2 separate regions of the Homo sapiens genome follow, and region 1 is linked to region 2. Evidence: chromatin loops called from intact Hi-C (ENCODE). Cell type or tissue: PC-9. All regions are shown on one strand. Each heading gives the region's core, and the rest is flanking DNA. Links, peaks and the distances in the headings are about the cores only.

Region 1 (11,250 bases), core at 4,149-9,148, 200 kb after region 2:
CAGGCCCCTGGGCAAGAAGGTTGGCAGGAGAGGCACCTTTTCTTGAGTCCAGGACTTCCCATGTACATATGTTACTGTGTACAGTTTGTAAAATGGGTTATGCAACTGTCATGATTTCTTTGGCCTTAAAACAAATTCACTGAGGTAGTACTTAGCCAAAATAATATCTATAAACAATATATAGTCATATATTATCATTTTATCCTCACTATTTTTACATATGACAAAGTCTCTGACCTCCAAAACATACATTCTAGAAGAGGGAGAGAGGCAATAAGATTAATAAACAAATTACAGTACATTAGAAGGCATTAAATGCTATGAAAAAAATAACATCAAATGCAGAGGTGGCTATTAGGGTAGTAGTTTGCAGTTTTAAATAGCACAGTTAGTTTAGTGTAGCCTTCACATCAGATGGTTACACAGGAGTAGAATGGAAGGAGGTGAGAGGCTAAGTATGCGACTATCCAGGGAAAGAGAGTTTCAGGCAAAAGGAACTGCCAGTGCAAAGGCCCTGAGAAGGCAGTGTGCCTGGAATGTTATGAAAATAGCAAGGCAGCTAGTGTGTCTGAAAGAAGTGAACGAGAGAGAAAAAGCATGAAATGAGAGGTCATGGAGCACCAGGTCACACAGGGCCTTGCTGACCACTGGAAGGGCTGTAACTTTTACACTGAAGAAGAGGGGGAGCCACTGCAGGTTAGTAGAGGAGTGACACATGACGTTACATGACAAAAAATGGTTGCCTCTGGCTCCTGACTGAGAATAGACTCTAGTAGAGTAAGGGCAGTCGGAAGGAGTGCTGATGAGAAATGGGCAGTTTCCGGCTACCATTTCAAAGCACAACCAAACGCATTTGCTAATACATTGACTGTTAGGTATTAAGAATCAAAGGCAACTTCAAGGTTTCTGTCTTGGTCAGATATAGAAAACATTAAGAATAGGCTAGCGTGGTGGATCACGCCTGTAATCCCAGCACTTTAGGAGGCCGAGGTGGGCAGATCACGAGGTCAGGACCATCCTGGCTAACACAGTGAAACCCCGTCTCTACTAAAAATGCAAAAAATTAGCTGGGCGTCATGGTGGGCACCTGTAGTTCCAGCTACTTGGGAGGCTGATGCAGGAGAATGGCGTGAACCTGGGAGGCAGAGCTTGCAGTGAGCCGAGATCGCACCACTGCACTCCAGCCTGGGCGACAGAGCAAGACTCCATCTCAAAAAAAAAAAAAAAAAAAAAAAAATCAAGAATAGGTTTGGGGGGAAAAAATCAGGAATTAACTTTAACTTTGAGATATTCCATTGATATCTAAGTGCACCAGTATGTTGGTAGTCAATTTCAGAGGAGCAAATAATTCAGAGAAGATACCGAGCTGTAAGTCATCAGCACAGAGATGAGATTTAAAACAATGAAACCAGATGAGATCACTGTCCTGGATTTGAGTTTGAGTCTCAAGAAGAAAAAAAGAGTTCACCAGGATTTTCTTTTTTCTGAGATAATAAAGAAATTGTCAGTATTTTACTTAGCTGAAGACTCAATTTGAAGGGCTTTTAAAGTGTACGATAATATTAATATCTGTTAAACTAATGTAATATCACATTTTAGACAAAGTTATAATCACATTTTTCATTTCTTCTTTGAAGAGCAAGATTCTTTTTGTATGTGCATCAGAAAAATGAGAAGATTTATAAATGTGAGTTTACAGATCATCTAATCCAATTCCTTTGTTTTATAAAAAGGAAGCGAAGGAAGGTGAAGGTGAAGAGAGGCTAAGTGACCTGCTTGAATTCACACAGCTCACCCGTGGTAAACTACAGCCCTGGTCTGCAGACTCCCTGTTCTCTGTGTCACTACTGGCTTTTCAGGTTAAGGAGTTCCAGTTAATAATATTCTTGCAAAGCCTGTCTCTATCTTAATATAACTGATTATCATTCAATATCGCCACAATGGCAGTAACTGCAGAGTTAGGTAGACGACAAAGCATCTGAAAAAGCTCCTTAGGTGACTGTGACAACCAACCCATCCTCACCCCTAGGTGTGCCATGTCACTTAGTGACAATATAGAGAGCTGTAGATAATTAACTTCTATCTCCTAAGCCTAATCCAGTCGTTGTTTTCCTTTCTTTTTTAGAGACAGAGTCTCACTATCTTGCCCAGGATGGCCTCCAACTCCTGGCCTCAAACAATTCTTCCACCTCAGCCTCCCCAGTGGCTGGGACTACAGGCGCAAGCCACCACACCTAGCTAAGTGGTTTTACTGTCTAATGTTACTGTTAGGTTCTCTGGTCCCTAAGTCTTTGTTGTAGATTACTCTTCGTGTTACAAAATAAAAATAAAAGCTTTTAGCTTCATGCTATGGTTTTAAATTGGTTTAAACTATGGTTACAAAACCCTCATCAGAGTTGATGCCTAATTATTGCTTAAGAGAGGCTTAAAATATAAATTAAAAACTATAACCTATTAACTGTCTCTACTTAAAAATTTAAGACCATACAGATGTGAGAATTACTAACATTATCACTTAACTATCAATAAAGGGCAACATATTAAGGAATTTAAATAGCAGACCAATTCATTTGATAATGCAGAATAAATTTACTAAGAATTCATTTCCTTGCCAATATGAAACAACAATTTTTAAACATTTTATGTTCTATAAAGCACTTTACAAATAAAAGTTGCTGTTATTATGCTTATCTGATAAAAAAGATGAGATTGTTAAAGGTCACCATTTAATGATCCACGCTGAAGACCAGGAAATGTTTCATGCATTTGCCATTTGAAAGAATATTTACTAAATTCCCGCTATATACCCAGCATTACACAGGGCTGGGAAATACAACGGAAACAAGACATAGGTCCTCTCCTGAAGGATTTTATGGTTTAGTGGGAGATACACTTAAGAAAGCATGCAATTGGCCAGGCGGGGTGGCTCATGCCTGTAATCCCAGCACTTTGGGAGGCCGAGGCGGGCGGATCACCTGAGGTCAGGAGTTCAAGACCAGCCTGATCAAAATGGAGAAACCCCATCTCTACTAAAAATACAAAAAAATTAGCCGGGTGTGGTGGCACATGCCTGTAATCCCAGCTACTTGGGAGGCTGAGGCAGGAGAATCGCTTGAACCCGGGAGGCGGAGCTTGCGGTTGAGATTGCGCACCACTGCACTCCAGCCTGGGCAACAAGAGAGAAACGCTGTCTCAAGAAAAAAAAAAAATAAGAAGAAGAAAGCATGCAATTAAAATAAAGCAGACTGAGTTTTTCCCTAGGAATTAGTATAAAATGCTGCCTATGATGCACATTGGAAGGACAACTAATATAGTCCGGGAAACGATCCAAGAAGAAAAAATAAGCCCAGGTTTTAACAAATGTGTATTAGCTAGGCAAAGTAGGAAATGTGTTATGGGCAAAAGGAACAGTACTGCAAATACCTAGAAGTTAAAGAGAAGATGAAGCTTTCAAAGCCTTAAATATGGATCAATACCACCAAAGTAAAGACTGGGAGGGGAAAGGGATGAACCAGAGATATCTGTGATCAAACCAACTATGTTATTAAATGAATAAACAGCCTATTAAGCAATGGGGGGATCAGTTAAATAATAATGTCCATTATTATGGACATTAATTAATGGAATATTAAGCAATCATTAAAAATGATGTTGAAATATATTTGATAACAGAAAATGTTCATTAAAACAAGTATTTATTGATAATCTGTTACTGTACTAAGCTAGGTAGTTGAAAAATTAGGTTACAAACCACTATGTCCACATGTGATATAATTCTTAGGAAAATCACACATATGTCCATAAGAAAAAATGATTAGAAGAATATAAAATGCTAACAACAGCTATTATTGTTGGGGAATGGGGTTGCAAGTGATTTTTCCTTTGCTTTTGCTTATCTTTATTTTCTAATCTTTCCCTCTTATTATAAAAACTAGTATGGTTGACCCTTGAACAACACGTTTGAAGTGCATGGGTCCACTTATACACGTATTTTGTTTTCAATAAAAATTACTCTTGAGTGTTTTGCCTGTCTCTCTTGCCTCCTCTTCCACCTCCTCCACCTCTTCAGCCACTGACACCCCTGAGCAACAAGACCAATCCCTCCACTTCCTCAGACTATTCAATGCAAAGATGAAGACCATTATGATGATCAATCTCCACTTAATGAATAGTAAATATATTTTCCTTATGAGGTTCTTAATAACATTTTCTTTACTCTAGCTTACTTTAAAAATACAGGTCTGGGTGTGGTGGCTCATGCCTGCAATCCCAGCACTTTGGGAGGCCAATGCGGGATAACTGCTTGAACCCAGGAGTTCAAGACCAGTGTGGGCAAAAGAGTGAGACCCTGTCTCTACCAACACAAAACAAAACAAAAATTCGCTGGGCATGGTGGTGGGGACCACTATAGGGGTGGCTCATGCCTATAATCCCAGCTACTTGGGAGGCTGAGGTGGGAGGATCACCTGAGCCCAGGAAGTTGAGGCTGCAGTGAGCTATGATTGTGCCACTGTACTCTAGCCAGGGCAACAGAGCCAGACCCTGTCAATAATAATAATAATAACAATAATACAGGATATAACACATATAAAATATGTATTAACTGTTATGTTACCGGTAAGACTTTCAATCAAAACTTAAGTTTGAGAGAGTCAAATGTGTTATACTCAGATTTCTGACTGCAAAGGAGGGTCAGTGACCCTAACCACCACGTTGTTCAGGGTCAACTGTATAAACAATCCAAAGGAGATTACAGAACTTTTCATAGGACCAAGTGCTATTAAAAGAAAACTATACGTGTGGCTCATCTACCAGAAGTTCTGGCAAATGGCAGACATCTGAAGTTGTATCTGTGTTTTTTAAACAATTATCCAACTAACCTTTATTGAGTACCTATTTGTATCAGGCACCAAAATATAGATACAAAAATAAATGAGGCATAGTCCTTGCCCTCAAAGGGCTCACAGCCAAGTGGAATAGACAAACACATATACATACAATGTGTGCTGTGGTGAGGTAACTGTTAACAGAGATATCACAAAATACTATGGAAGTACTGAGGACAGAGACCTCCAGCATTTCAGAAGCTGCTATTTAATACACAGATATCTAGGTGTATTTAGAAAGTCACATTTATCCCACATCACCTTGACCTATTTGCCACAAGAAAAAAAAGAGGGGATGGGGGATTGGAAGAGACACTACACTAATTATACAAACTAGATTTACAATGCAGTATTGATGTACTAAACCTGCTCTACAAGGAGCCTATTGTAGGAATTACACAATGACCAGACCAAGAGACACATTATCAGATGGTCTACTCCTGTTCTTTAGCACTCTAGGTTGTCAAGGGCAGATCTGCAATCAAGTCTGACTGTGTATGAATGGAGTTTTCAAGTAAAGTGAAATAGCTAGAAAAGAGGAAGCCATATATATTACCCAACTTTTAGTGAAAGAAAACAAAAATGAAGGGCAAAATAAAAGCCAAGAAAGAAGACTAGAGTCTGTTCGTTTCATTTGTCAAATAAACCAAAACAATTAACTTCCCCCTCTTGAAACACTTGCTTTAATTTCCTATCCTTATTTTGCCTTTGTCATTGCATAGACATTTAATTTTCTTTTTCACCATTCTAGTTCCAATTTTCTTTTAAATATAATAGGAACAATCAAATATACAGTATCAATCTGGTCACTTTGAGTACTTAAACCTCTATTATACAGAAAATTATGAAAAAATATTTTTTCCCACAAAGTTGAAAGGGGGATGAGAAATGTTTTGACAGTGTAGGCCACATAAGTAATTGTAATTACCCACACAAGATCCTCACTGTGAAATTTCCTCAGAAGGAGAAATCTGTGGCTCATATAAAATTCCATATATTATAATGATTATGGCATTGGATCTAATTTTTTAAAATACTGTTTTATGGTTAATCCTAATATTTAAAATGAATGTGTATATTATATATCAATTATAAATAAAATTAATTTTTAAGAAATGCCTATCAACTGACAAAATACAGTTGGGAAATTTGACATTTGTAATTTACCTTAATTCATTACATGTTCCTCAAGAAGTCACTGTAGATAGGAGAACTTAATACCACAGCTATAGCCCTGCACTGTCCTGCTAACCCCCTTCCTGTTTCCTCCTTCACCTGCACTGTCCTGCTAACCCCCTTCCTGTTTCCTCCTCCACCTTAAGAATGAGCAACCCGCCCAAAAGCCTGCTCCAGTCACCACTGCCCTGTTAACTTTTATTCTAGCCAATCATCACATCTCTTGACAAATGCCTTCTTCTCTTCCTGTGCTCTTTTATAACCTAAGCACCCTTTCATTATCTTACCTCAAAACCTCTATTCACGGATTTTTGCAACTTCCCTCTAGTGTCTCTTTCTACACACACACACACACACACACACACACACACACACACACACACACACAGAGGGAGAGAGACAGAACCACTCTTGATAATCCATTAATAGCTTATTTATAACCCCCCAAAGTTGAAAGTGATCCCCCATTCTGACCACCAGATTTTTCTGGGCCTGGTGGAGTGCAGCAGGCCTGAAGGAGAGCTAGAGGGGCTCCAGAGCACACACACAGGGAAGGAAAGCCTGGTGGGAGAGGGGCGTTACTTTATTCTGTGTGGGCAAGCATCGAAGAGGCCACCAAACAGGTATGAGCCAGAACAGCTTTCCTGTGCCTAACTCATACCAGCAACTATTGGGGAGACTGTATTTGAACTATATCTCTGGGCCTGGCACTTTTTTTAACATTTGCCAATGAATGGTTTCATCTCAGCGCCCCAGAATAGTTCAACTGCTTCAAAGAAATGTTTGGAAGAAGAAATAATTTGCTGTATAGTAATAATTTGCTGAGAATTAAATACTAACAGCCTCAACTGCTGGTTTCTCTTGTACTAAGAGTATTCAAAAAACAAATAGATACGGTCTCCGCTGTTTTTTAGAGCTGCCCAACTACTTAAAATAGCTGCTTAATTTCTTTGCTCCACTTTCCAGGGGCACAATTAAATATGCAGGCTGGAGGAAGAAGAGTGGAATCAAATGGCACAGATGCCCACATGACTGCATAGCTGGGTGTGTAGGCCCTGGACTGCCCCAGCTCACCCCCATCCACTCATGTCTAGATGTAAGACTGAGGAAAACTGCAGCGAAGGTGTGGGTGAGCAAACAGCTGGGACTGCATTGGCCAGGGACGCATGTGCAGAGGCGGCAGAGTTCACATACTTTGGATTTTTATACAAGAGACTAGCTTGAGTCACTAACCAGAGGGCACATAATCTTTGACATTTCAAAATTTCGAGATATATGATGTAAGAAAACCATTTACTCCTAATATTTTCTTATGTCTAATATTTGACATAATTACGTCTTCCTAAACATACACATTTTTAAACTAAATTAGAAATGTAAAATTATTATAAGATATCTCAAATCTAAAATTCTTTTTGAATTCTGTCAGAAGAAATGATTCTTTCAAGAACACTCCCTAAATTCCTGGTTATTAAAAACAATATTTTGAATACTGCCTAAGATTTCCTTTAGAGGTCACATAAAAGGCCAAATTACATTTTAATGACTATACAGTAGAAAACTATACTTCTATAACAACTGGCTTTCTGGCAGTATCTGTCCTAACATATTTTTAGCATATGCCACTGTTTACACTGTTTTTTTTTTCCCTAGTAACAGTGAAACTTCACCAGACCAAATTAACTACCAATTTAAGAAAAATTTAAATATTATCAATAAAACCTATTTTAATGACTTCCTTGGATTATTCTCGAGACTTTTCTAACAGGTCCTTACCTTTGATATCACTTAAAACTTACAGAAAAGTCTCAGGAATTAAAATGACTGAAAAGGCAAGGATATCGACTGGCTCAGTGGGAAAGCATGCAGCCCTGATTGTCACTGGCAATCACCTAAAATCTCAAGAGGAAGTGGCTGCTGGATGAAGCACACACTGAGGGCTAGAAGGCGGAAAGACAAAAAGAACCTGAGTATTTGATAAGACTGTGGAGCTCTAAATAAAGCCAACTCTGAAGCCCACCCCTCTGGAGTTCTAGCTTCTGAGCCAATTTTTGTATCACTTTAAGTTTTTTGGCATTTTTTTTGTTTTGATATAATTTTAAACTTACAGAAACGCCTCAAAAATATACAGAAATTATCAGGAATTCCTGTATATCCTTTGACCAGATTTATCAATACCAATGTTTTACCCCATTTGCTTTATTCACATTTTCTTTCACAAACCGCTGGAGAGTAAGTCACAAACTTTATGCCCATCTCTTCTCCAAATATCTACAAATAAGGGCATGTCTTAGATGACCACAATATAATTATAAAAATAAGAAATTTAACATCTAATCCACAGTCTATATTCAAATTTCAACTGTTCCCCAAACATGCTCTTTGTACTATCCTTCCTAACCCAGGCTCATCCATTGCATTTGTTGTCTTATCTCTTTAGCTTTTTTCTTTTTTTGAGACAGAGTCTCATTCTGTCAGCCAGGCTGGAGTGCAGTGGCACAACCATAGCTCACACAACCAAGCTCATAACCTTGAATTCCCAGGCTCAAGTGATTCTCCCACCTCCTGAATAGCTAGGACTACAGGTACGCCCCACTACACCTGGCTAATTTAAAAAAATTTTTTTATAGAGATGGCATCTCGCTATGTTGCCTAGGCTGGTCTCAAACTCCTATCCTCAAGTGATCCTCCCACCTTGACCTCCCAAAGTGCTGGGATTACAGGTGTGAGCCACCACATCCCTCTTTAGTCTCCTTTAATCAAAAACAGTTCTTCAGCCTTTGTCTTTCATTACAATGACACTGGAAGAATACAGGTCAGGTACATGGTTCCTCAGGTATTTGGTTTGTCTCATGTTTCTGCAGGTTATGCACACTTGGCAGAGATACCTGGCAGAGATACATGACCCTTTCAGTGAGTCAGGAGGCACATGGTATGGTTTGTCCTAATACTGGTGATGTCAACTTTTATTACTGTGGCACACAGACTCTAAGACATCCCTGTCCTTGCCACCTCCTGCTGTTCATGCCCTGTGTGACTCCTCCCTTTGAGTCTAGGTGGGACCTGTGAAGTGCTTCTAACTGACAGAATACAGCAAAAGTGATGGGATGTTCACTATTACAAATACATGATTATATTACATAAGACAGCTTCCATCTTGCTGGAGTCTCCTCTCCTTTGCTGGCTGTGAGGGAGCAAGTGGCCACGTTGGGAACCCACATGGCAAAGGAACTGCAGATAGATAGTCTCTACGTGCTGAGGGCATTCTCCAGCCAATGGCCAGCAAAAAAAAAAAAAAAAAATGAAGCCATCAGTTGTACCATCACAAGGAGCTGAATGTGGCCACAAGCACATGAGCAGGAAATGAATCCTTCCCAGACTAAGCCTCCAGATGATGAGCCCCAGCTGACACCTGAATTAGAATCTTAGGAGACCCTGAACAGAGGACCCAGCTAAGCCAGGCCAGACTCCTAACTAACAAAATCTGTGAGATCATAAATTTGTGGCTGTTTTAAGCTTCTAAACGTGTGGTAACATTGTTACACAGCAATACAAAACTAGTTCAGTCACTTAAGGTGGTTCTGCTAGATTACTCCGGTATACTATTTTTGCCTTTGAAATCAACAGGTATTTAACAGTGAACTCTTTTGAAACTGTTAATATCATGGTCCTCATCAAACCTTCATTAACTAGTTTTAACAACCACTGATGATTTTTACCTAAGTCAGCTAATACTATGATGGTTGAAAAAGAACAACATTCCATCCATCATCACTCCTTCTATATTTGTGAGTTGGCACTGTAAGGAAGAACTTTCCTTTCTCCCCATTTATTCACGTATTTAGAGTCTTGTGGATTTTATTATTTTATCAGTTTTATTTGGTAACTAATTTAATACATTATCATTATTCTTTTTTTTTCTGAGGTAGGGTCTCGCTCTGTCACTCAGGGTGGAGTGCAGTGGCGCCGTTTCAGTGAACTGCAGCCTCGACCTCCTGGACTCAAAAGTGTTCCTCCTAAGTCAGCCTCCAGAGTACAAGGACCACAGTGTACGCAACCACACCCAACTAATTTTTGTGTTTTTGTAGAGATGAGGTCTCACTATATTGCCCAGGCTGGTCTCAAACTCCTGGGCTCAAGCAATCCACCTGCCTCGGACTCCTAAACAGCTGAGGTTACAGGCATGAGCCACTTTGCCTGGCCCATTATCGTTAGTTATTCTGATGCTCAAGTATTTCCAGACTTGGCCAGTGGGCAGTCCTGCAAGCTGACTCCTGAGTCCTTGTGACCTCTCCCATAACTTTTAAAAACTGCTTTATTGGCTGGGTGCGGTGGCTCACGCCTGTAATCCCAGCACTCTGGGAGGCCGCGGCAGGCAGATCACTTAAGGTTCGAGACCAGCCCAGCCAACACGGCAAAACCCCATCTCTACCAAAAAAAAAAAAAATACAAAAAATAGTCAGGCATGGTGGGGGGCACCTGTAATCCCAGCTACTTGGGAGGCTGAGGCAGGAGAGTCACTTGAACCCAGGAGGTGGAGGTTGCAGTGAGCCGAGATCACACCACTGCACTCCAGCCTGGGCGATAAAGCAAGACTCCATTTCAAAAAAAACGAAAACAAAAAACAGAACCAAACTGCTTTATTGAGGTATAATTTACTTACCCTAAAATTTGCTGATTCAAAATGTACAATTATTTAATGATTTTCAGTGAATTTATAAAAATATGCAACCATCACCACCACCACATAATTTTAGAATTTGAATTTTTTATCACTCCAGATGAAAGAAAATTCATGCCCATTTGCAGGCACTCCTCTTCTGACCCCCAGCTCCATGAAATCACTCACGTACTTTCCGTCTCTACAGTTTTGCCATTTCTGGACATTTTATATAAATGAAATCCCACAACGTGGCCTTTGTCTCTGGATTTTTTCACAGTGCCTGTTTTCGAGGTTCCTCCATGTGGCTATATCAGTATTTTGTTCCTTTTTATTGCAGATGGTACTCCATGGCATGGCTGCACCACCTTATCAGGCTTTGTATGCTTCCTTATACCTGGCACAACAAGATGATTTGGCCTCATCTTGTCCTTCCCCTGCCCCAACCCTGGAATCAGCTACTTCTCTGGGGAGCCCTGGTTACTGGTAGTGGGGAAGGCTATTTAGAAACAAAGACGTGGGTGACTA
Region 2 (11,250 bases), core at 3,183-8,182:
TCTCGGCTTACTGCAAGCTTTGCCTCCCAGATTTCAAGCTATTCTCCTGCCTTGGCCTCCCGAGTAGCTGGGATTACAGGCACCTGCCACCATGCCCGGCTAATTTTTGTATTTTTAGTGTTTCACTATGTTGACCAGGCTGGTCTCTAACTCCTGACCTCAGGTGATCCACCTGCCTTGGCCTCCCAAAGTGCTGTGATTATAGGCATGAGCCATGGTGCCTGGCCTTTAAAGGTAAATTTCTAGGTAGTTTTTTCTGTGTGTGTGTGTCCATACATTTTATATGTATTTGCAAGCATATAGAACTAATTTTTAGGCCAGGTGTGGTGGCTGATGCCTGTAATCCCAGCACTTTGGAAATCCAAGGCTGGTGAATTGCTTGAGGCCAGGAGTTTGAGACCAGCCTGGCCAACATGGTAAAACCCAGCCTCTACTGAAAATATAGAAAATTAGCCGGGTGTGGTAGCATGCGCTTGTAGTCCCAGCTACAAGGGAAGCTGAGGCCTGAGAACCACTTCAACCCGGGAAGCAGAGGTTGCAGTTAGCCGAGATGGTGCCACTGCACTCCAGCCTAGGTGACAGAGTAAGACTCTGTCTCAAAACAAACAAACAAAAAAAAAAAAACTTATTTTTACATGAACGAACGTGTACTTTATGCATCTTGATTTTTTCTTTTGTTTAACATATATTTTTGTATGTTAATAACATATAGTTCCCCCAAGGCATTAATAAACTCTATTGTATTCTCTTGTAAAGCTTTAATAGTTTTCTCACCAAGCGTCATTTAGACTAATTCTCATTTCTTTTTATTTCAGAAGCCACCGTGAGCTTTTTTTTTTGAGACAGGGTCTTGCTCTGTCACCCAGACTGGAGTGCAGTGGCACGATCATAGCTCACTGTAGCCTTGAATGCCCAGGCTCAAGCCTCAACTTTCCAAATAGCTGTGACTACAGGCCTGCGCCACCACAGCTGGCTAATTTTTAAATTTTTTGTAACGTTGGAGTTTCACTATACTGCTGAGGCTGGTCTTGAACTCCTGGCTTCAAGTGATCCTCCCATCTTGGCCTCCTAAAGTGCTGGGATTACAGGCATGAGCCCACGCACCCAGCCAATTATTCTTATTGGTACATGCATATATACACATGTGCCAGCTTCCATTCAGAGGATGGTTTCCTAGTAGAGAGATTGCCTGGTAAACATTAGTTTTTAGAAAATAATTTGTGTTTTGTGGCTAGGGCTTGGGCTCGCTACCCAGAGTTGTGCTGCATACGGTTCCCCACTAGGCGTCAGGAGAGCCCTATACATCTCTAGACAACGCCGTGCATTTCCAGAAAACCTTCAGATGTGTTCACAAGGCTGGTCTGGATTTTTCAAAAAATAATTTTTCTATTGTTCATAGTTCATCTCCACGAACAACCTAATGCTGTGTTTTCTATAAAGTGAAGCTGACATAATCTTTTCCAGTGGTGGTCTTGGTTTGTGCTACTGTTCCTGGCAATGGGCCTCAGGTAAAGGAATAGAAAAGACACAATGCCCAGTTGCTATTTTCCAGATGATAATGAGTAAAACCATGAATGATGTCACTGATGCCAGGGTGCTACCAATGCACGTTTCATGAATGACAACTGCAGAACATTTAGAAGATTCTTTATCACCCTTTTACTAGGTAGTGATCAAATATTTTTCTAAAAGAGTTGACCACAATGGTATACTCAAATCATAAAGTTTCTAGATTTTTCCCAATTGTGTCTTCTTGTAAAAAAATGTGATGATTGCTTTGGTACACCAAACTCCTTGTCATAAGCCATCTTTTGAGTACAGTACCGCAATCCCAGAAGGCATTATGTGAGAAGGCATTTGAAAGCTGAGAAGGAAATGGTTTGTTAGGAACCTAGTGAGAAGCTCTGTAAGCTAGATTGGATAGAATTAAAGTACCCAGAAATAGAAGTAAGGAGGAGAACATAAGATGTGTATTGAAAAGACTTACTTCAGCAATTTTTTTTTTTTTTTTTGAGACGGAGTTTTTTGAGACAGAGTTTCGGTCTCAGCTCACTGCAACCTCCGCCTCCTGGGTTCAAATGATTCTCCTGCCTCAGCCTCCCAAGTAGCTGGGATTACAGGCACCCACCACCACGCTCGGCTAATTTTTTGTATTTTTATTAGAGACGGGGTTTCACCATGTTGGCCAGGCTGCTCTCGAACTCCTGACCTCAGGTGATCCACATGCCTCAGCCTCCCAAAGTGCTGGGATTACAGGCATGAGCCACCACATCTGGCCTTACTTCAGCAATTCTATGTAGGTGTTGAAAAGAGGAAACATACCACAGAAAGTAAAAGGGATGTGCTCCTGTTTTTTCAGAGACAGAGTCTCACTTGTTGGCCAGGCTGCAGTGCAGTGGTGTGATCATAGCTCACCATAACCTTGAACTCCTGGGCTCAAGTGATCCTCCCACCTCAGACTCCTGAGCATCTGGGACAACATGCTCACAGCACCACACCGAGCTAATTGTTCTATTTAAAACAATTTTTTTTTTTTTTTGGCCAGGCACAGTGGCTCACGCCTGTAACCCCAGCACTTTGGGAGGCCGAGGTGGGAGGATCGCCTGAGGTCAAGAGATTGAGACCATCCTGGCCAACATGGTGAAACCCTGTCTGTACTTAAAAAATACAAGAATTAGCTGGGCGTGGTAACAGGCACCTATAGTCCCATCTACTCAGGAGGCTGAGGCAGGAGAATTGCTTGAACCCAGGAGGCAGAGGTTGCAGTGAGCTGAGATCACACCTCTGCACTCCAGCCTGGTGACAGAGTGAGACTTCGTCTCAAAAAAAAAAAAAATTTTTTTTTTTTTTTAGAAATGAGGTCTGGCTATGCTGTCCAAGCTGGTCTCAAACTCCTGGCCTCAAGCTATTCTCCTCCCTCAGCTTCCTGAAGCACTATGATTATAGGGATGAGCCACCATGCCTGTCCTGCTCTGTTTTAATAATATACTGGTACATCTTGTCCATTTGAGTCTCAAGATGTTTGTGAATTTAGTAAGAGAACATGTCCTTGGATTCCAGCAGTATTCTATAAGTTCTTAGAATAGCTAGGTGCTGGCAGGTAGCTAGGCACTAGTAGGTAGCTACTTCTGCAACTTGCTCTGACAACGTGGCAGGTCGAAGTCTCTGTAAATAAGATCTTTACTACCATTGTATTTGAGGATCAGCGAAACATTACAGCCTTAGTTTTGTTATAGTCCTGGGGTAATAGATGAGGCAAATATCCATGACAAATTGGAAAGAAACATCCCCTCAGAATCTTCTTACCTATTGGGAGAATGGTTTTCTCTCTAAGTTAAAACAAACTTTCTGATACAGTAGTTTTCAAACTTATTTATTTTTAGCAGCAGTCTTTTGTAAAAATGAAAATTTGACATGGACTTTCAGTGTATAGAATCTGAATATATACAAACAAAAAGTAGGACCACTGCTTGAAAAACTCCTCGGTTTACCCCCGAGCTGGTCAATAAGGTCATAGGGCTTCCCGGACTCGGCTTGAAACACACTAGACTAGACGGCTCTGTCAGTAATTACACTAGACAGAGCCCCCGCTGCCCCATGGCCAAGCCACTCCCAGTTTACAACCCCCTAGGAGTCACCCTTGACTCACTGAACAAGCAATGTTCAAGTGACTACTGTTTGCCACCACCTGGGTTAGACCCTGGGTACACAGAGATGAAGGAGGCTCAGGTCTCATCCTTGAGGAGCTCAGAGTCCATGCAGAACTACTTTCTAAACTTTAGGGAGCATTGTAATTGCCTGGGCTGCTCATTAATATGTATTATTTCTGGTTTTCACCCCAGAAATGCCCATTCAAAAGGTAAGGGGTGGAGCCTAGAAAGTTGCATCTTTAATATGCATTAACCTAGTGGGAGAAACACAAACATAAACAAGTGCAGTAATGAGGAACCAATGTGCTGGGTGTGAACGGAGGCAGCGGGAGGATTGCAGGATGACAGAGGGGCGTGAGAGGCACCCAGGCGGGCATTATGAGGCCTGGAGGGCATGCCAGCAGAGGGAGCCCCAAGGGGCAAATCCCAACTGCCTAGCTGTTAAAGTCTTCCAGAGGAGTGAGCCACAGCCAGGGCTGAAGGGGCCGCACAGTAGGGCTGGTCATACAACAGCAACCTGAGAGGAGCTCGCTCACATCGTGCACTGCCTCGCATCACTGTGCTAAGGACTTCACACTTATTCTCCTTTCATTCTCACAAGTCCCACCACATAGTGCTACTAATATTCCCACTTCATGAATGATGTTGACATTTAGCGAGATTAAGTGACTTGCAGAAGGGAAACCAGGACTGGAACCCAGGTTTGTTCCTTTCCAAACCCATGTCTTCAACTATTAAATCCTATTTCATCTTTTTTTTTTTTTTTTTTTTTTTTTTTGAGACGGAGTCTCGCTCTGTTGCCAGGCTGGAGTGCAGTGCCGTGGTCTCAGCTCACTGCAACCTCTGCCTCCTGGGTTCAAGCGATTCTCCTGCCTCAGCCTCCCAAGTAGCTGGGATTACAGGCACGTGCCACCACACCCGGCTAATTTTTTTGTATTTTTAGTAGAGATGGGGTTTCACCATGTTGGTCAAGCTGGTCTTGAACTCCTGACCTCGTGATCTGCCTGCCTCGGCTTCCCAAAGTGCTGGAATTATAGGCGTGAGCCACAGTGCCAGACTTTTTTTTTTTTTTTTTTGAGACTGAGTCTTGCTCTGTCACCCAGGTGGAGTGCAATGGCATGATCTCAGCTCACTGCAGTCTCAGCCTCCCAGGTTCAAGCAATTCTCCTGCCTCAGCCTCCCAAGTGGCTGGGACTGCAGACATGCCCCACCATGCCCAGCTAATTTTTGTATTTTTAGTAGAGACAGGGTTTTGCCATATTGGCCAGGCTGGTCTTGAACTCCTGACCTCAGGCAATCCACCCTCCTTGGCCTCCAAAAGTGCTGGGATTACAGGCATGAGCCACTGAGCCCAGCCCCTATTGCCTCTTAAAGGATGTAGACAAGGGAATGGACCAAAACAATCTGTAAGAGGTAAATTCCAGAGGACTTGATGATTGGTTGGCTGTAAGGAGTGAGCAGTCATTCCCTATTCTCCAGCCTGGGGTGCCTGAGTGATGCCACTGACCTGAACAGTGCCTCCTGGAAGAGGAGCGTGCTGAGGAAGGAAGGCTCTGGTAGCTGCCTAGGGAATGGCCTGCAGGTAGCTGGATGTGTGGGAATGAAGGTTGGGTAGAAATCTGATATAGAGATATTGGTTTGGGAATCAGTGGAAACTGTGAAACTCAATGAGTTCACTCACAGAGAGAGGCCTTGAGTGAGAAGAACAGAAGAATGGAGGAGAAGTAGAGTGTGCAAAGGAGGCAGCGAAAGGGAGTGTCATGGAAGCCAAGGGAGTGGAGTTTCAGCAAGAGTCACCTGAGTTCAAGTGACGTAGAGAGGTCCAGAAAGATGAGGGCTGAACAGTATCCACTGGATTGGCACGTTTGATGGTTGACGACCTTAAGGAGACAAGTTTCAGGAGCCCGTTACAGCACGTCGCAGAAGAACTAAGTAGGAACAACAGCAAGCTGGAGAGAGCAAGCATGGACCATTCTTTTGAATGGCTTGAATGAGAAGTGAGGGCAAAAATTGCAGGACATGACAGGGAGTGGAGCAGCCTGGAAGACAGACTCCCAGTGCTTCTCTGCACGGGTTGGCATTTGCCACCATAAACTGCTAGGATGGCGAGAGTAATCCATCCTTTGCCTTGTGAAAATGGGCTTTTGCAACCAGGCAGATGACTGTGGTTCTCAAGCCAAAGAAATGGAGAAGAGGCATCGCAGCAAGGGACGAATTTTTCTTCAGAATTCTCCATTTCCTGGAAGTCTTCATTCCTAATTCCCACACCTGCTGGTGACAAGACACAGTCCTGATTTCCCTGCCTGAGAGGCTCAGCCGGGGACCTCAGGGACAGCTGCATCCTGGTGTCCTTCCGCCAGCCAACAGGTGGCCACCTGCCCTTCTGGGTGGCATCTTTCCAGTTCTACAGAAACTATAAAACTGCAACAACAACAAAGGGACTGCTGGGCGTCGCTGAGTCAGACCCGTGTGTCACCTGGCCGCCCGCACCCCCATGCCTGCCTGCGAGGGCCTTTCTGGGCTGCTGTCCAGAGCGCATGCGCCGCCCTGCTGCGACCTCTCCGCAAGGGCTGCAGGGTGGGCCAGGTGCGTCTCTGCTGGAGCGCTCTTCTAAAAAAGGGCATGGCTCCACTTACTATTTACTTAAAAACAATGCATCTTTTTCTGTTGGAGTGGTGGGCGATTGGGGATTGCTCCTTTGTTTCCCACAAACAGAAGCAAGGGCCGAGAGGGGGAGTTCTCCTTCTTTTTTCTTTTTTTTTTTTCGAGACGGAGTCTCGCTCTGCTGCCCAGGCTGGAGTGCAGTGGCGCGATCTCTGCTCACTGCAAGCTCCGCCTCCCGGGTTCACGCCATTCTCCTGCCTCAGCCTCCCGAGTAGCTGGAACTACAGGCGCCCGCCACCAGGCCTGGCTAATTTTTTGTATTTTTAGTAGAGACGGGGTTTCACCATGTTAGCCAGGATGTTCTTGATCTCCTGACCTCGTGATCCGCCCGCCTCGGCCTCCCAAAGTGCTGGGATTACAGGCGTGAGCCACAGCGCCCAGCCTCTTTATTATTTATTTATTTTTTTTAAGTCAAAAAGACTTGGCCATATTTATAATCAAGGGTGGGATGCAGGGTGGAAGAAACCGAAATTTGAGTAGAGAAGACTTGCAGAGCAGATTCCCCCACCACCCCGGGCCCCGCGGAGAGTTGGGGAGGTAGGCGTCATCTGAGGACAGAGGGCAGTGTGGGGAGCTTGGTCTGGGTCCAGATCGTGACAGCATCTCCTGCAGATGGGATATTTGCCCTGTGTCTGACACTGTGTCAGTACTCACTACCACCTGTGGGCCGTCCAAGGCCATGAATGAGGGGTGACCCAGTGTGGGCCCCAGCAGCCGCACTCCAGAGCCTGTGCCCTTAACCAGCACAAATCAACATACAGCTCCACCGTATCTAACCAAAGGGCCCAAAGGCAATAGAGATCACACTTCTTGGATTAATTTTCTCTACGTGGCAAGCAGCAAAGTCATCAACCCAGAGAGAGAGGGAACGCGAACTGACAAGGAGGTGCGGGGAGCATGGTCCGGGTTGGGGGAGGGTGATGACCAAGGATGAATGTATTACCCTTAGGGACCTGGATAAAACAAGATACCTGGAATGTCTTCTTTGACAATCGGTAAGATCCTGCCCTTTCTCCAGTAGCACAGAGTCATTTGGGCTCCTACCAGAGAGGGCCGACTGCAGCACGGAGGGACAGAATGGAGGGACCGGAGGCGGGAGCAGCTCAGATTAGCCCTGATGAGGTGCAGGACAGGTAGGATGGGCAGGACAGGAGGGCCGGGAGTAGGAGCTAATGGAGTGTTTGGGGGCTGGGGGTGGCTATGAGGTTGAAGAGCAGGTGCCACCTGAGTGAGGTGGCAAAGAGGGAAGGACTGGAGACTGTGCTCAGAGGATGGGGGACCAGTGAGGGCTTAAAGATACATATACATTCAGATGGGATTCAACAATGCAGCCATTTATAATAAAAAACCACGACCGAGGCTAAGGAGGGTCGCTGGTGGGCTGAGTTGCTCTAGACTGAATGTTTGTGTTCCCCAATTTCATATGTCAAAGCCTAATTCCCAGTGTGGTGGTATTGGGAGGTGGGGCATTTAGGAGGGGATCAGGTCGTGAGGGTGGAGCCTTATGAACAGGATGACTGCCCTTATAAAAGGGACCCCAGGGAGCTCCCTAACCCCTTCTGCCACGTGAGAACGCAGCAAGAAAACACCATCTAAGAACCAGGAAGCCGGCCCTCACCAAACACCAAATCCACCAGGGACTTGATCTCCCCCACCTCCAGCACTCTGAGAAATGATTGATGTTTAAACACATTTATGCCTGAAGTTGCAATTTTTTGAATTTTTGCTATCAGACCTTGGTAATAACTTTGAGCAGTAGGATATAAATAGCTCCCACATGCTTAGCGTTCCGATAATGGAATACTAGGCGTAAATGGGTTTAAGCTGCCCAGTTTGCGGGATTTTGTTGTGGCAGCCAGGGCAGACTATGAGGGAGTGGCTATGTCCTTGAGAACTGTTCCTTTACTCTCTCTTTCTTCCTTCCTTCCTTCCTTTCTTTCTTCTCTTTTCTCTTTCTTCTTTCTTTTTTTCTTTCTTTCTTGCTTTTTTAAAATTTCTTTCTCTCCTTCTTTCTTCTTTCTTTCTTTCTTTTTTTGTTTTTGATGGACTCTCACTCTGTCACCCAGATTGGAGTGCACTAGGGCGATCTTGGCTCACTGTAACCTCTGACTCTTGGGTTCAAGTGATTCTCCTGCCTCAGCCTCCCAAGTAACTGGGATTACAGGTGCCTGCCACCACTCCTGGCTAAATTTTTGTATTTTTAGTAGAGATGGGGTTTCGCCATGTTGCCCAGGTTGGTCTCAAACTCCCGGCCCCAGGTAATCCGCCCACCTCAGCCTCCCAAAGTGCTGGGATTACAGGCATAAGCCATCATGCCTGGCTTTACGTTTTCTTTCTTGCTGGTGATTTTTACCCTCCTGCTGGCATTGAGATGGCCACACCAGTTCCAGAAGCTAAACAATGGAGAAGACTTGCTCTTTGGACCAAGGGTCTTTTTCCTGGCAGCCTCTCAGCAGTCACCCTCATGTCTCCCAGGCCTGTGCTGGGTCACATGAAGGCACCTAAGTGAACCTCAGACCCTCAGACCACAAGGCAGCCTTGCAGCAAGCGGGGCGGCTTCCCTGAGGCACTGAGTTTGAGGTAGGTACACCACAAAGTCAAGGTTCTGTTAGGGAGGAAGAAGGTCCTTATAGTGGGATACTGGCGTTTGAGATTTTTGAGGTGAAAGAGTTCAAAATGTGAGCAAGAGGCCAGGCACAGTGGCTCACGCCTGTAATTCCAGCACTTTGGGAGGCCAAGGCGAGCAGATCACCTGAGGTCAGGAGTTCAAGACCATCCTGGCCAACATGGTGAAACTCCATCTCTACTAAAAATATAAAAATTAGCTGTGCGTGGTGGTGGGCACCTATAATCCCGGCTACTCGGGAGGCTGAGGCAGAGAATCACTTGAACCTGGGAGGTGGAGGTTGCAGTGAGCCAAGATCTTGCCACTGCACTCCAGCCTGGGTGACAGAATGAGGCTCCATCTCAAAAAAAAAAAAGACAGGAAGGCCCAGGGACCACAGGCCTCTGGGTGGGTCATCCATGGGGATATTGACATCACCCAGAATTATGGCACAAGGTGGCTGGGGCATGGAGAGGGACACAGCAAGCCAACCTGCCAGACCCCATAAGTGGAGGGGTGCTGGAGAGGAGCAGGTGACAGACAAAGAGGAAAGGGGGGTGGGGTGTGCTTCTTTTCCTTCTCCCTGAACCCCGTTGACTATAAGCACCTACTGCTTCGTCCTACTGCTCTGGGCAGGTGCCCATGTCTCTTCTATCTAGAGCAACAGCTTCTTGCCTGGCCTCCCTGCCTACCCATGCTCCCTCCACTCCCTGGTTTCCAAACTTCACTGCATTCCGGAATCCTCAGGGAGCTTCTCAAAACCTAATGCCCAGGCCACACTGTAGTCCAGTTGAAGGAAAGTCCCTACGGCTGCTTCCAAGCTTCAGCGCTTGCCAGAACTCCTCGGGTTATCCATTATCATGCAGCCCAGGTTGGAACGACACCTCTGCCTGTCCCCACACTGCCCATTCTCTTCTCAAAAGCCAGGTGGAAGTGGTACAGTTCTTTTGGAATTTGTCTAGCAGGTCTTCTTGTTTTTACTGGAAAATCCTCCAAAGGAAAAAACAATAAAAAGGCAGTAGGAGCAGGTCATTCCCATTCATTCAAAAAACAGTTGTCTGGCTAGCACCGTGGCTCTCACCTGTAGTCCCAGCACTTTGGGAGGCCAAGGCAGGAGAACTGCTTGAGCCCAGGAGTTCAAGACCAGCCTGAGCAACATAGCAAGACCCTGTCTCTACACTATCTTTTGTTTTTATTAGCTGGGCATAGTGCCTGTGGTCCCAGCTACTTGGGAGGCTGAGAAGGGAGGATCACTTGAGGCCTGGAGGTTGAGGCTGCAGTGAGCTATGATCACACCACTGCACTCCAGCCTGGGTGACAGAGTGAGACCCTGTCTCTTTTTTTTTTTTTTTTTTTTTTTGAGACAGAGTCTTGCTCTGTCGCCCAGGCTGGAGTGCAGGGGCATAATCTCGGCTCACTGCAACCTCTGCCTCCTGGGTTCAAGCAATTCTCGTGCCTCAGTCTCCCAAGTAGCTGAGATTACAGGCACGCACCACCACACCCAACTAATTTTTGTATTTTTAGTAGGAGACGGGGTTTCACCATGTTGGCCAGGCTGGTCTCGAACTCCTGACCTCAAGTGATCCCCCCCTCCTCGGCCTCCCAAAGTGCTGGGATTATAGGCATGAGCCACCACACCCGGCTGACCCTGCCTCTTAAAGAGAGAAAAAAGGCCAGGCACGGTGGCTCACGCCTGTAATGCCAGGCCGAGGAGGGCGGATCACGAGGTCAGGAGTTCAAGACCAGCCTAGCCAATATGGTGAAACCCATCTCTACTAAAAATACAAAAATGAGCCTGGTGTGGTGGTGTGCGCCTGTAATCCCAGCTACTCGGGAGGCTGAGGCAAGAGAATCGCTTGAACCCTGGAGGCGGAGGTTGCAGTGACACGAGATCACGCCATTGCACTCCAGCCTGGGCAACAGAGTGAGACTCCGTCTTAAAAAAAAAAAAAGAAAAGAAAGAAAGAAAAAAGAAAAAAAAAGTTGTCAAGTCCCTAATATTTTCCAGGTACTGGGAATACAAAGATAATAAATACATGAGGGTCCCCCACAACAAAGTCAAACAAAGACACTTCCTCAGGGGACATAAGTATACACAGCACTGTGATAGGTGCTATGGCAGAGGACAGCTCCACGGCATCCAGTAGTCACCTCTAAACCCGAGGTGGGGAGGGGGCTAGAAGCCTTCCCAGAAAGGAGGCCCTTTCCGGCTTCGCCGTCTTCATCTCCACTTGACTTTGGCCTCCCAGAGACGGCCAAGCCTACCTCCTGGACCTAGCTTGAGTTAAACGGTTTTGCCTCACAAATCTCAAATTCTAAAACCTGTCTGAG

Evidence for each region. Peaks named below come from ENCODE experiments on the same cell type or tissue, not always from the same donor. Only the 100,000 strongest peaks of a DNase experiment are listed, where the experiment ranks them.
Region 1: it touches region 2 in a loop (4-fold over the local background); 3 of 110 quality-filtered maps call a loop at or near these places.

What each region holds. Positions count from the first base shown.
Region 1 is chr18:12,590,757-12,602,006 of GRCh38, forward strand. The region is part of intron 2 of SPIRE1 (spire type actin nucleation factor 1); the gene reads right to left. Among named protein-coding and RNA genes, the nearest start is that of SPIRE1, 62 kb to the right of the region's middle. In PC-9, for the core only: no CTCF peak of the experiment used is centred there; DNase peaks (open chromatin) are centred at 7,235, 7,615, 7,945 and 8,975; H3K27ac peaks cover 3,059 bases.
Region 2 is chr18:12,390,562-12,401,811 of GRCh38, forward strand. It overlaps the pseudogene RNU7-129P. Among named protein-coding and RNA genes, the nearest start is that of PRELID3A, 12 kb to the right of the region's middle. In PC-9, for the core only: a CTCF peak has its summit at 5,988; a DNase peak (open chromatin) is centred at 6,060; H3K4me3 peaks cover 265 bases.